4 separate regions of the Mus musculus genome follow, and all the other regions are linked to region 3. A link is a loop called in an ENCODE intact Hi-C map of the cell type or tissue named here. Cell type or tissue: left cerebral cortex. All regions are shown on one strand. Region 1 overlaps Gm33449 (a long non-coding RNA gene). Region 2 overlaps Kcna1 (potassium voltage-gated channel, shaker-related subfamily, member 1). Region 3 has its middle 14 kb from the start of Gm33581. Region 4 overlaps Gm38899 (a long non-coding RNA gene).

Region 1 (2,500 bases), 140 kb after region 3:
ACAAATTATGTCATTGTCCTTGACCTAACAGTGAAGTCACCTACCTCTCAGCCACTAAGTGGCAGAAACGTGCCTGACTAGGCCCTCCATTCTCAGGACATCTGACCTCTCTGCCACTTTGACCTTCACGAGAGCCCAGCTGCCTGCACTCACCCAGGCTATCTGCCGAGGTCCCTGTCCTTGGCCTCTGCTGAGCCCTGCCCCCTTCCACATCTGAATGAGCTAGGGTCTGAGGGATACCGCGCTGGAAGAGAGACCAGCCTGAAGCTTTTCCCTTTAGGTCTGAGTTAGTCCTCCCAAACCCTTGAAAGGGAGCAGCTGAGGGCATATTTTACTTCAGGCACACAGTCTAGTTTTCTTTATACCCACCCTTGTCATTTCTGGACAGTGGAGCAGCCAGAATTGAATCTCTAGGAGCTGGGAGAAAGGGTATAGAGGTGACTTCCAAAGAGCAATAGAGACTAGAACTCCCCGAGTGTGGCAGATTGCAGAGAGCTGGGTGACAGCATCGCCCTCCCCCTCTACCTCCACCTCCAGAGATGAGGTAAGGGGCCTTCCCAGATGCTAGCTCCTTCCATCCCATCTGAGGGAATGAAGGGCCTGAATGTGCTCAGGTCCCTGGTCAGATTAGAGATTGACTTCGAGCATTAAAAGAGGTAAGACGTTTGGCAGTCAGTGGTGTTTGTATGTTTCAACCTCCCCCGGTGTTCAACTGCCACCTCTAAGTCTCAGACTTCATGCCTTCCCAAATCCCTAGTCTCACGGTGGGCAGAAGCCAGACGGCCTGCCTGGGTTGCAATCCCAGCCCAGTCACATTCCAGTGGAGTGCCTATCAGCTGGTTAACTAGCCATTCTTATTCTCAGTCCCTTGACCTATAAATGCAGCATCACTGTGTTCATCGCCTGCCTTGAGATGCCTGAGGGACCAGCTGAAGTGAGACAAGGACACAGGCACCCAGGACAGTTCACTGGCCCAGCCAGACAACACATGCTACTAATCCACGCCTCAGCAGCTTCCTGGTTGGTTATCCTGCCTCCTTCTGTAGGAAGCAGCAACGTGTAGGAGCTGACTCAACACTACCTCTCCATTTTGGTGACATTGCTTGGAATCAAAACATGGAGAGGGCTTCAGTGCTTTGGTTAGGGGATCCCGCTGCCTCAACAACAGAATATGTAAGGCTCACTTCAGCGCCCAACACACTTAGGGTTAGGACCCAAGATGTCCATTTCATAACCCCACCCCACCCCTGCCCCATTTAGTACCTATGTAGCAGTCCCTGAGCTGGACGGATATTGGCAGAGCAATTTAACATTTCCCTCAGCCTGATGCCCAAGGTGCCTTTGCAGCTAGGGCGACAGAGCGGCTGGTGTTGCCTTGAAAATATGGGACACATCTGCCCCCTCGTGGCAGGGTCAGGAACGACGACAGCTACTTCCTGCTAGGCTTGGCAGCCTGGTGGCCAGACTTGAAGACTGACTTTGGGTCACCAAGGGTTGCAGATCCAAGCTGAGCCACAAGGTGGGGGCACACTCCAGGCCTTAGTCTTGAATTTCACCCACTTAATTATTTGCTTATTTTCTTTTCACTCAGCAAATATGGAGTGCCTACATGTGAGAGTATGGCTCCAAGCAGCAGGGATGTAGCTGTGGCTAAGAGAGCCACTTGACACCCACCTCTTCACTAAGATGTGAAATCTGGTGATTGCACACACAGAAGCACCTCCCAAAGAGCCGAGAACCAGGCAAGAGACCACAGGGTGATGTAGCTGCTCCTGTCTTGGGTTCTAGGAGTTAAAGAGGTAGCTGTACTCTCATTAGGCACCAAACACACATAAACTCAAAACGTCAGGCATTCTCCCCACACATTTGTTAGACCACCTATGATCAAGAGCAAAAAGGCTAGCAAGCATGGCTGAGGATCTGAGAAGGCAGAGGCCAGACACTGTTGGTGGGAACATGGATATGCTTGTGGATATGCAGTGTTTTGTTTTTAAAAACAAGTTAAAAACAGATCTACATTATCCCAGTCCAGGGTCATGCCTGTGTCCAAAGGAAATGAAGTTAGCATGTTGAAGAACCACTTGCCCAAGGTGTTCCTTTTAACTCTGTGCAGTGTAGCAAGACCTAGAATCATTATAGTGTCTATTGAAAAGGGTAAAGTGTGTGTGTGTGTGTGTGTGTGTGTGTGTGAGAGAGAGAGAGAGAGAGAGAGAGAGGTGGAGAGAGAGAGAGAAAGAGAGAGAGAGAAAGAGAGAGAGAGAGAGAGTCCATTTACATTGGATACCTAAAGTTTTCCTCCCATGTACAGAATGTGGAGCAGGCTGGAGGTGGGACTGGCAACAATATTTTAGTGAGTTCTGAGTGTGAAACAGGATGGAGAGGCCTGGTGGAGAGAGCAGAGATCATGGCTATAACGTGACTGTGAACTTTGATGTCCTAAGATATTCTTAGCATTATGACACATAAGCTAAGAGACAGAGATGTGAATTAGCTGGATGTA
Region 2 (2,500 bases), 59 kb after region 3:
CCGCCCGCCTCCCTCGGGATCGAATCAAGGGCTCCCGTAGTGTTCAGAGGGGGGCGAGAGTGCAGCTTATCGCCATTTGCTTGGGTGATTCCGGAGAAGGTGGCCTTTTTGTCTTTCCACCCCGCATCCTCCGGGACTCCCTTCCCCAGAGAGAGGACAGCGTCTCCAGGTTGCTTGCACCGTGTGAGGATGGGGGTAGGGTACGGACGTTTCCTCCGTAGCTGCTCGATAAAACGATCGGACTCCTGAGAGGAGAAGGACGGGAAACGCGAGGGGCCCCGGAGCCTCTCGCACGCTGCTGCGGTGGTGGCGGCTGCTCGTTCCGGCTGCTGCAAAGGCGACCTGCCGCATTCAGACTCTCCGCCGACTCAGCACAGCCTCTGCGCCAAGCCGGCCCGCCAGGTAGGAAGCTCTCTAGTTCGGGGCTGCAGAATCGGAGGTTGGGGGTGAAGGGTGGGGGAGGCTGAGGGTGCGGGGTTGCTCTCCGGGACCCGCAGCTCCTTCAGTATCTCTAAGCGCTTTTCCGATCTCCAGTTTTACGAAGTTGTAAACAGATCGGCTGTTGGGCGTTGGGAAAAGTGGGATGGAAGATTTCCAAACTTGGATTTCTGGGTGTCTGTTGTGTGTCTGTCTGTGAGTATGTGTTAACCCCAGTAAACGTCCGATGTGTTTTACAAAAGCTAGTAGTCTGTGCTCTTCGGTGTCTATAGGCTCGTCCCATCAGAATGCTTCTGATTTTCTACCCTCGTATCACTTTTTATTTCTCTGCAGCGTCCATCGATCGCCCCGGTGGGAGCTTAGAAGGCGGCAGGCGAAGAGGGGTAGGAGGGGGGGAGAGCCAAGGAGCAGCAAAGTGGGTGACAGGCCTGGGGAGCTGCTGAGTTGGCACTGCACCGTGTCCTAGAAGGGCTGCAGGAGGGGAGGGGAGCCGGGGCGAGCCCCGGAAGCGATGGCAGGTGTGCATTAAGGTGATCAGAGCAGGAAGAAAAACCCATTCACCAACACAAAAACAGAGCACCCCCCCCCAAAAAATACCCCAAGAGTAGCAAAAAAGCTTCACTGGGGGCCCTCAGGCGAGAGGGGTTTCCAAATTGCGTAAAAGGCAGAGTGGAGGAGGGGAGGTGATAACTAGCAAAGTTGCAGACTTCTGAACCTTCTGGCTCTGAAGCCCCTCCCTGTGAGCGTGGGGAAGACTCACTTTCCGGTGGGGGGGGCCGCTTGGGTCCCCCCCACCCCTACTCCCTCGCTCCTTCACAACCCGGGCTCTCTCCTGGCCTCCTACCCCTGCACCCTGCTTTCATCATGACGGTGATGTCGGGGGAGAATGCGGACGAGGCTTCGACCGCTCCAGGTCACCCCCAGGATGGCAGCTACCCGAGGCAGGCGGACCACGACGACCACGAATGCTGCGAGCGCGTAGTAATCAACATCTCCGGGCTGCGCTTCGAAACGCAGCTCAAGACTCTGGCACAGTTCCCCAACACGCTGCTGGGCAACCCGAAGAAACGCATGCGCTACTTTGACCCCCTGAGGAACGAGTACTTCTTTGACCGCAACCGGCCCAGCTTCGATGCCATCCTTTATTACTACCAGTCCGGGGGCCGCCTGCGCAGGCCGGTCAACGTGCCCCTGGACATGTTCTCCGAGGAGATTAAATTTTACGAGTTGGGCGAGGAAGCCATGGAGAAGTTCCGGGAAGATGAGGGCTTCATCAAGGAAGAGGAGCGCCCCCTACCCGAGAAGGAGTACCAGCGCCAGGTGTGGCTGCTCTTTGAGTATCCGGAGAGCTCAGGACCTGCCCGGGTTATTGCCATTGTGTCGGTCATGGTCATCCTCATCTCCATAGTCATCTTTTGCCTGGAGACTCTCCCTGAGCTGAAGGACGACAAGGACTTCACGGGCACCATCCACCGCATCGACAACACCACAGTCATCTATACTTCCAACATCTTCACAGACCCTTTCTTCATTGTGGAAACCTTGTGTATCATCTGGTTCTCTTTTGAGCTGGTGGTGCGCTTCTTCGCCTGCCCCAGCAAGACAGACTTCTTTAAGAACATCATGAACTTCATCGACATTGTGGCCATCATCCCTTATTTCATTACCCTGGGCACGGAGATAGCTGAGCAGGAGGGAAATCAGAAGGGCGAGCAGGCCACTTCCCTGGCCATCCTCAGGGTCATCCGCTTGGTAAGGGTGTTCAGAATCTTCAAACTCTCCCGCCACTCCAAGGGCCTTCAGATCCTGGGCCAGACCCTCAAAGCTAGTATGAGGGAGTTAGGGCTGCTCATCTTTTTCCTCTTCATTGGGGTCATACTGTTTTCTAGCGCAGTGTACTTTGCGGAGGCGGAAGAAGCTGAGTCGCACTTCTCCAGTATCCCCGATGCTTTCTGGTGGGCGGTGGTGTCCATGACCACTGTGGGATACGGTGACATGTACCCTGTGACAATTGGAGGCAAGATCGTGGGCTCCTTGTGTGCCATCGCTGGTGTGCTGACAA
Region 3 (2,500 bases):
TGGCCTCAGCTCCCCACTTTGTCAAGCAGGGATCTGCATCAGGTGTGCCCAGGTTCCATCTGATAATGGATGTGTGCTTGATCTCCCGAATCATAGCTCTCTGGTTGCCAGCCCCCTGCTTTCTGAAGTTTATAGAGGAGCACATTAAAAATGGCGGGTACAAAGGCATCTTCTCAAAACACCAACCTCTCATCCGCTGCCCTGTCTGGCTCCCTCTTCAGACATACTTACTCTTTGCAAGCTGGGGCCCCTTAATGAGCTTTGGGGTGGAGCCTGACATTCTAGGGCTCAGATCTTCACTCCTCTCAGATTCCAAGTGGTATGCTTCACAGGTACTCTCCAGTGGCCTCACCTCCATTCGAAGGTGTTTATAAATGATTGTTGTTTGGGTGTTTTTGAGACAAAGTCTCACTGTGCAGCACTGGCCGGCCTGAAACATGCTAGGTAGAGCAGGGTATCTGAAATTCACAGAGGTCTGCCTGTCTCTGCTTCCTGGGTGCTGAAATCAAAGGTGCGCATCATCACGGCCTCCCCTTGAAAAGTTTGAAACAGGGTCTAATGTATCCCATGTTAGCCTTAAACTCACGATGTCAAACAAGGATGGCCTTGATCTCCTCCTGATCTTTCTACCTCTGTCTTCTGAGTGCTGGGGTTGCATGCATGCACTACCATGCCCAGTTTATGCAGTGCTGGGGTTTTGTGCAGGCAGGCCTGGCAGCCTACCACCTGAGCTACATCCCCAGTTTCCATGATGGGTTCTGAAGAGCTGGATATCAGTAGGAGGAGCAGGGTGGGGGTGGGGAGCCAGGAGAAAGGGGTCTTATTCAAATTGATGCATGGCTTGTAATGATTGACTGAGGTAAGTACCTCCCATTTGTTTTGGTCAGCTCTGTAGTACTCACACAAGGTTTCTGAAAATTAAATAGGAACAAAACCCACTGTGGGTCACAGTCATCTAGAGGAGGCATTAAAATGCAAATTCCTACCTGAGCATGGAGGTATGTGCCTGTAATCCCAGCACACAGGAGGCTGAGGCAGGAGAACCGTAAGTTAAAGGACCGTCTGGGCTACAAAGCCGGATGTTAAGACAGACACAGTAGATTCCTGGGAAGAGATTTTGTTTTGTTTTGTTTGTTTTGTTTTTGTTTATTTTGAATCCACTGGGGCTACAGACCCGCACCACTACTCCAGGTTTAGGTGGTACTTGGGATAGAATTCAGGGATTTGTGAATGCTAGGTAAGCACTCTATCAAGTAACCTCAGCTGGGTCCAAGAATGAGCATATCTTTCCCAGGAAAAGGTCATTCTTTAGGTCAGGAGACTGATAATCTGTGCTATGAAACTTGGAACACAATGACGACCATATGTCACGTACATGCGTTTCAGGGACTTCTAAAATCAAAACCTGTGTATGGGCTTTTAAGCTTGTAGGCACCAGTCAGCCCCACAGATGAGCGAGTAGTTAGTCTCCAAGGCAACGGAGCCTGAACCATTGGTTAATTACCAGGATTGAGAGAAGGCTCCCAGGTGAGCGCTTGCGAGTTTTGGCCACTAGAGGGAGACAAGGTTATTGTTTTCCCGGCCAGAGCTGCGGAGAAGAGGAAAAGTACTGCGGCCCGCTGAGCAAAGCCTTTGAGAACACCGGCAACAAGGCTCACTGTTCCAGGGCTGCAGCACAGCACTGCAATCTGGATGTGCACAGATGCCATCAGGAACCTCGGGCCTGGCGAGGAGGGGAGGGGCTGTTTATTTCCCAAGTCACTTGGTTTCCCTTTCCGTTCCTCAAAGTGCCTTACATCAATTCTGTTATGCAATAGGTGCTTGTCTGCTGTTATGAGAAGAATTAAAGATGCTGTGCTGTTTTTGGCGGGGTAGGGGGTGGGGGAGAAAGTGGTATATGGGTGTGTGTGTGTCGGGGTCGGGGGAGTGAAGCTTGTGAGAGATGTCAGCGGAGCTGGACTGGCTGGCTCAGGACATTTCCTGCCCAGGTGTGTGGGAACATAAATCTGCAGCAGGACGGGTTAATTTGAGGTCTGGGTACATGTCCTTATGATGAGAGGAACCAGGGATTCTGTAGTAAAAAAGACTAAGTCAGACCTCGAGTTAAGAAGACAAAATGATCCAGACAGTGGTTTGCCTGCCTTGAGTTTGCAAAAGCTCATGGTCCACATTGTGCGCCCCTGTCCACATTGCGTGCCCCTGAGCGCATCTCTTCAGAGGATGCCCACACCTTGCACAGCACCAGGGCCAAAGGGGCAGATCCAGATGGTGTGACCAGGAACTGACGTGTCTCAGCCCTGTCTTCTCCACATGAGGTGATGTCAGGTATTCAACTCTTTCCTCGCCACAGGAGCATCAGGTATGAAGCCCCTCCCCCCCACAAGCACAGCGTATCTATCTCTCTCTCTCTTCTCTAGTCCACGTTGAGTACGCAGCGTTCAGCCCTCAGTTCTCTACATGAGCATCGCGCACTCGGCTACCCCCTCGGAACATGAGCGTG
Region 4 (2,500 bases), 200 kb after region 3:
CCCAAGCTCCCATTACCCTCTTGCGCACGCTACCCTCCCCTCCTTTCTGCACACAGTGCTGTTCTGGCACAGACTCGTCTCCCTTCCGGGAATCTACATCTCCTTTCATTTTCAAAGCTTCTCCTGGTGACTTCCCGGGCTGCTAATAGGTTTACCAACCGGGTATCAGAACATTAGAACACCAGGCATTCTTCAGTCAACTGCCGGTCTCCTCCTATCTTCTCTTAATGGCCAGCCCCGCCCCCACCACATCCACACCGACCTCACACCTGGAGCCTCTATAGGGCAGGAGGTGAGATGAAGCTTGAGTGAAATCTTAACCACGCCCCCTCTTTACAGTGAGACCAGGGCAAGATAACTGCAGGGAGTCTCAGTGTCGCCACTGAGCACCCACAGGAGCTGATTCACAGCAGCTTGTAACTTCAGCTCCAGGGGATCCAATGCCCTCTTCTGGCTTCTGTGGGTACTACACCCACATGCACACACCTTCACATAGATACACACACATACACTGTAGTCTATACAAAATTTCATGAAAATGAGTTATGTGAATTAAAAAATTACCCAAATGATCTCATAACATTTTAGGTAGTTCTGTGAGTTTAAATTGGGCTGCATAGATATCTCTCTTGGGCCATAGGCTGGGCATGGCCGAACAGTAGAGTTTTCTTTAACTGTAAAGATGAACAAGATGTTCAATAAAATGAATAGAACTGTAGATTATCATGTTGAGTGAAAAGAGACTGGGGAGACAAGTGTTTCTTGCTTTACTTCTTTTTCGGAAGCTGGGAAGGGTGAAGAAGATACGAAACTGGAGACTGCCAGTGATACAGAAAAGAAAATGAAGAGGGCGAGGGGGTGTATAATCTGTAATAACAGAGGGGGTAATTGTGGCCAAGTACTTCTCAAACATGCATGGACCCTTCTGCACAGTTAATACGCATTGATAAAGAACTTGAACTATGTTGGAGCTTGGCTGCAAGGACAGCATTCTGGAGAGACTGGCCGCCCTATTTCCTGTCCCAAACAGGCTTTGGGCTGGGAGCCTGCTAAGAAGAGGCTGTGGCATCCGAAGCCTCACAACTTAGAGCTCTCTCTGGCAAGCGAGTATCAAAGCTGTACTGTTTTTTATGTCTTGGGTCCATTCATGACGAGGTATGTGGTGTTCAGGCCCTATGTCCGAGGCCTGTCAGGGTAGACCTGTGTGTCCCACACAGAAGCCATAGAAAGGCCCACTGGGCTGACAGGCGGGCTGAATCCCAAACACGTTCCTCGGGTGCCACCTGCTGGGAGAATGCGGTTCTGCAGCCATTTCTCCCACCAAGCTGTCTTTCAGGAAGAAGAAAGTTTATCATGTATTGTTTTGGATTAAAACATTTTTGAGACAGATTTTCTCTTCTCTGTCTATCTCTGGCAGTTTGGAACTTGCTGTGTAGATGATGTTGACCCCAGAGTTCCTCTTGCTTTGTCACTAAGAGCTGGGCTTAGCAGCCTGTGACACAATGTGGCAGTGGGCTCAGCATAGGAGTCTAAGCATCTGATAGCTGGTGGGTCAGAGTTAAAAACGGACAAATATGCTGTGGTGGGCGAACTCAGGATATCCAGGTCATAGAAAACTGATACAGAGGAGATATGTTCAGTGTTGATCATTCGCTTACCCTTTCCAACGCCTGGTCGCTGCTGTGCCTTGTGTGTGGTCGCTGCTCCGCCCCGTGCGTGGTTGCTGCTCTGACCCGTGAGTGATCACTGCTCTGTGCATGGTCACTGCTGTGCTCTGTGTGTGCCAAGCCTGAACTTACTCATTTTTAATCACAAGTTCATGGTGCCACAGAGCTGCCCTTAGGATCCTGTTACCCACAGCAATGGCCCAAAACTGAGACAATGACCAAAAGTTCACAATTACCCTTTCTTTATATTTATTTTCAAAGTATGTTGCTAACTGAGCGAGTTGAACAGTGCCTCAGCCTTACTTTCCCAGTTGGTTAGAAGGTAAGGCATTGTCTCAAGGTGCCACCACTGAGAGGTGGTGGAGTCTTCAAGAGATAGGGCTTTATGGAAGCTCTTACAGTCGGCGGCATGCCCTGGAAGTATATAGTACTACTCCAGGCCAATCGCTATTTTATCTTCACTTCCTGGCCATGCCGTAGGGGTTTTGCTCCACCACATCTGCAAATCAGCCAGACCAAAGATTTTAAAAGAGGGAGCCCAAGCAACCCTTCTCTCTTTGTAAGTTGATTCTGTCGGGTAGTTTGTTAAAGTGGTGGAAAGCTGACTAACATGGTAGGGAGACGGAATATCTCTGGCAGGCCCTAAAGACTCCTTCCCTCAGCATGTGGACCCAAGAGCTGTTTCGAGGGCTAGAGCTGACAGCCAGGACTAGAATACAGACTCCTTTCTGCCTTCTATCTGAGCTTTTCTATGTCACAGTGGCTTTTCTCTGGCTTCCTTTGTCTCCAGCCTCCCTTCCTTTATACGGTTCAGCTCTTTCCATCTCTTACTG

The links. Hi-C counts contacts between places; a loop is a spot of excess contacts. Peaks named below come from ENCODE experiments on the same cell type or tissue, not always from the same donor. Only the 100,000 strongest peaks of a DNase experiment are listed, where the experiment ranks them.
Region 1: it touches region 3 in a loop (8-fold over the local background); 26 of 42 quality-filtered maps call a loop at or near these places.
Region 2: a loop joins it to region 3, with 4 times the contacts of the local background. A loop is called at or near these places in 8 of 42 quality-filtered maps.
Region 4: it touches region 3 in a loop (6-fold over the local background); 16 of 42 quality-filtered maps call a loop at or near these places.

The regions. Positions count from the first base shown.
Region 1 is chr6:126,562,955-126,565,454 of GRCm38, reverse strand. It overlaps Gm33449 (a long non-coding RNA gene), which reads left to right. Exons shown (of 2, transcript XR_378038.3): 2 at 1-1,416. Among named protein-coding and RNA genes, the nearest start is that of Gm33320, 5.6 kb to the right of the region's middle. In left cerebral cortex, a CTCF peak has its summit at 1,421 (motif pointing left); DNase peaks (open chromatin) are centred at 979 and 1,398; H3K27ac peaks cover 1,307 bases.
Region 2 is chr6:126,642,158-126,644,657 of GRCm38, reverse strand. Kcna1 (potassium voltage-gated channel, shaker-related subfamily, member 1) reads left to right here. Exons shown (of 2, transcript NM_010595.3): 1 at 1-402; 2 at 772-2,500. The coding sequence starts at 1,303. Among named protein-coding and RNA genes, the nearest start is that of Kcna1, 2.4 kb to the left of the region's middle. In left cerebral cortex, a CTCF peak has its summit at 1,725; DNase peaks (open chromatin) are centred at 261, 578, 1,525 and 1,678; H3K4me3 peaks cover 2,500 bases; H3K27ac peaks cover 2,095 bases.
Region 3 is chr6:126,701,438-126,703,937 of GRCm38, reverse strand. No RefSeq gene overlaps it. Among named protein-coding and RNA genes, the nearest start is that of Gm33581, 14 kb to the left of the region's middle. In left cerebral cortex, CTCF peaks have their summits at 249 and 1,544 (motif pointing right); DNase peaks (open chromatin) are centred at 210 and 1,582; H3K4me3 peaks cover 224 bases; H3K27ac peaks cover 1,146 bases.
Region 4 is chr6:126,499,035-126,501,534 of GRCm38, reverse strand. All of the region lies in intron 1 of Gm38899 (a long non-coding RNA gene), which reads left to right. Among named protein-coding and RNA genes, the nearest start is that of Gm38899, 15 kb to the left of the region's middle. In left cerebral cortex, CTCF peaks have their summits at 468 (motif pointing left) and 1,297 (motif pointing left); a DNase peak (open chromatin) is centred at 1,285.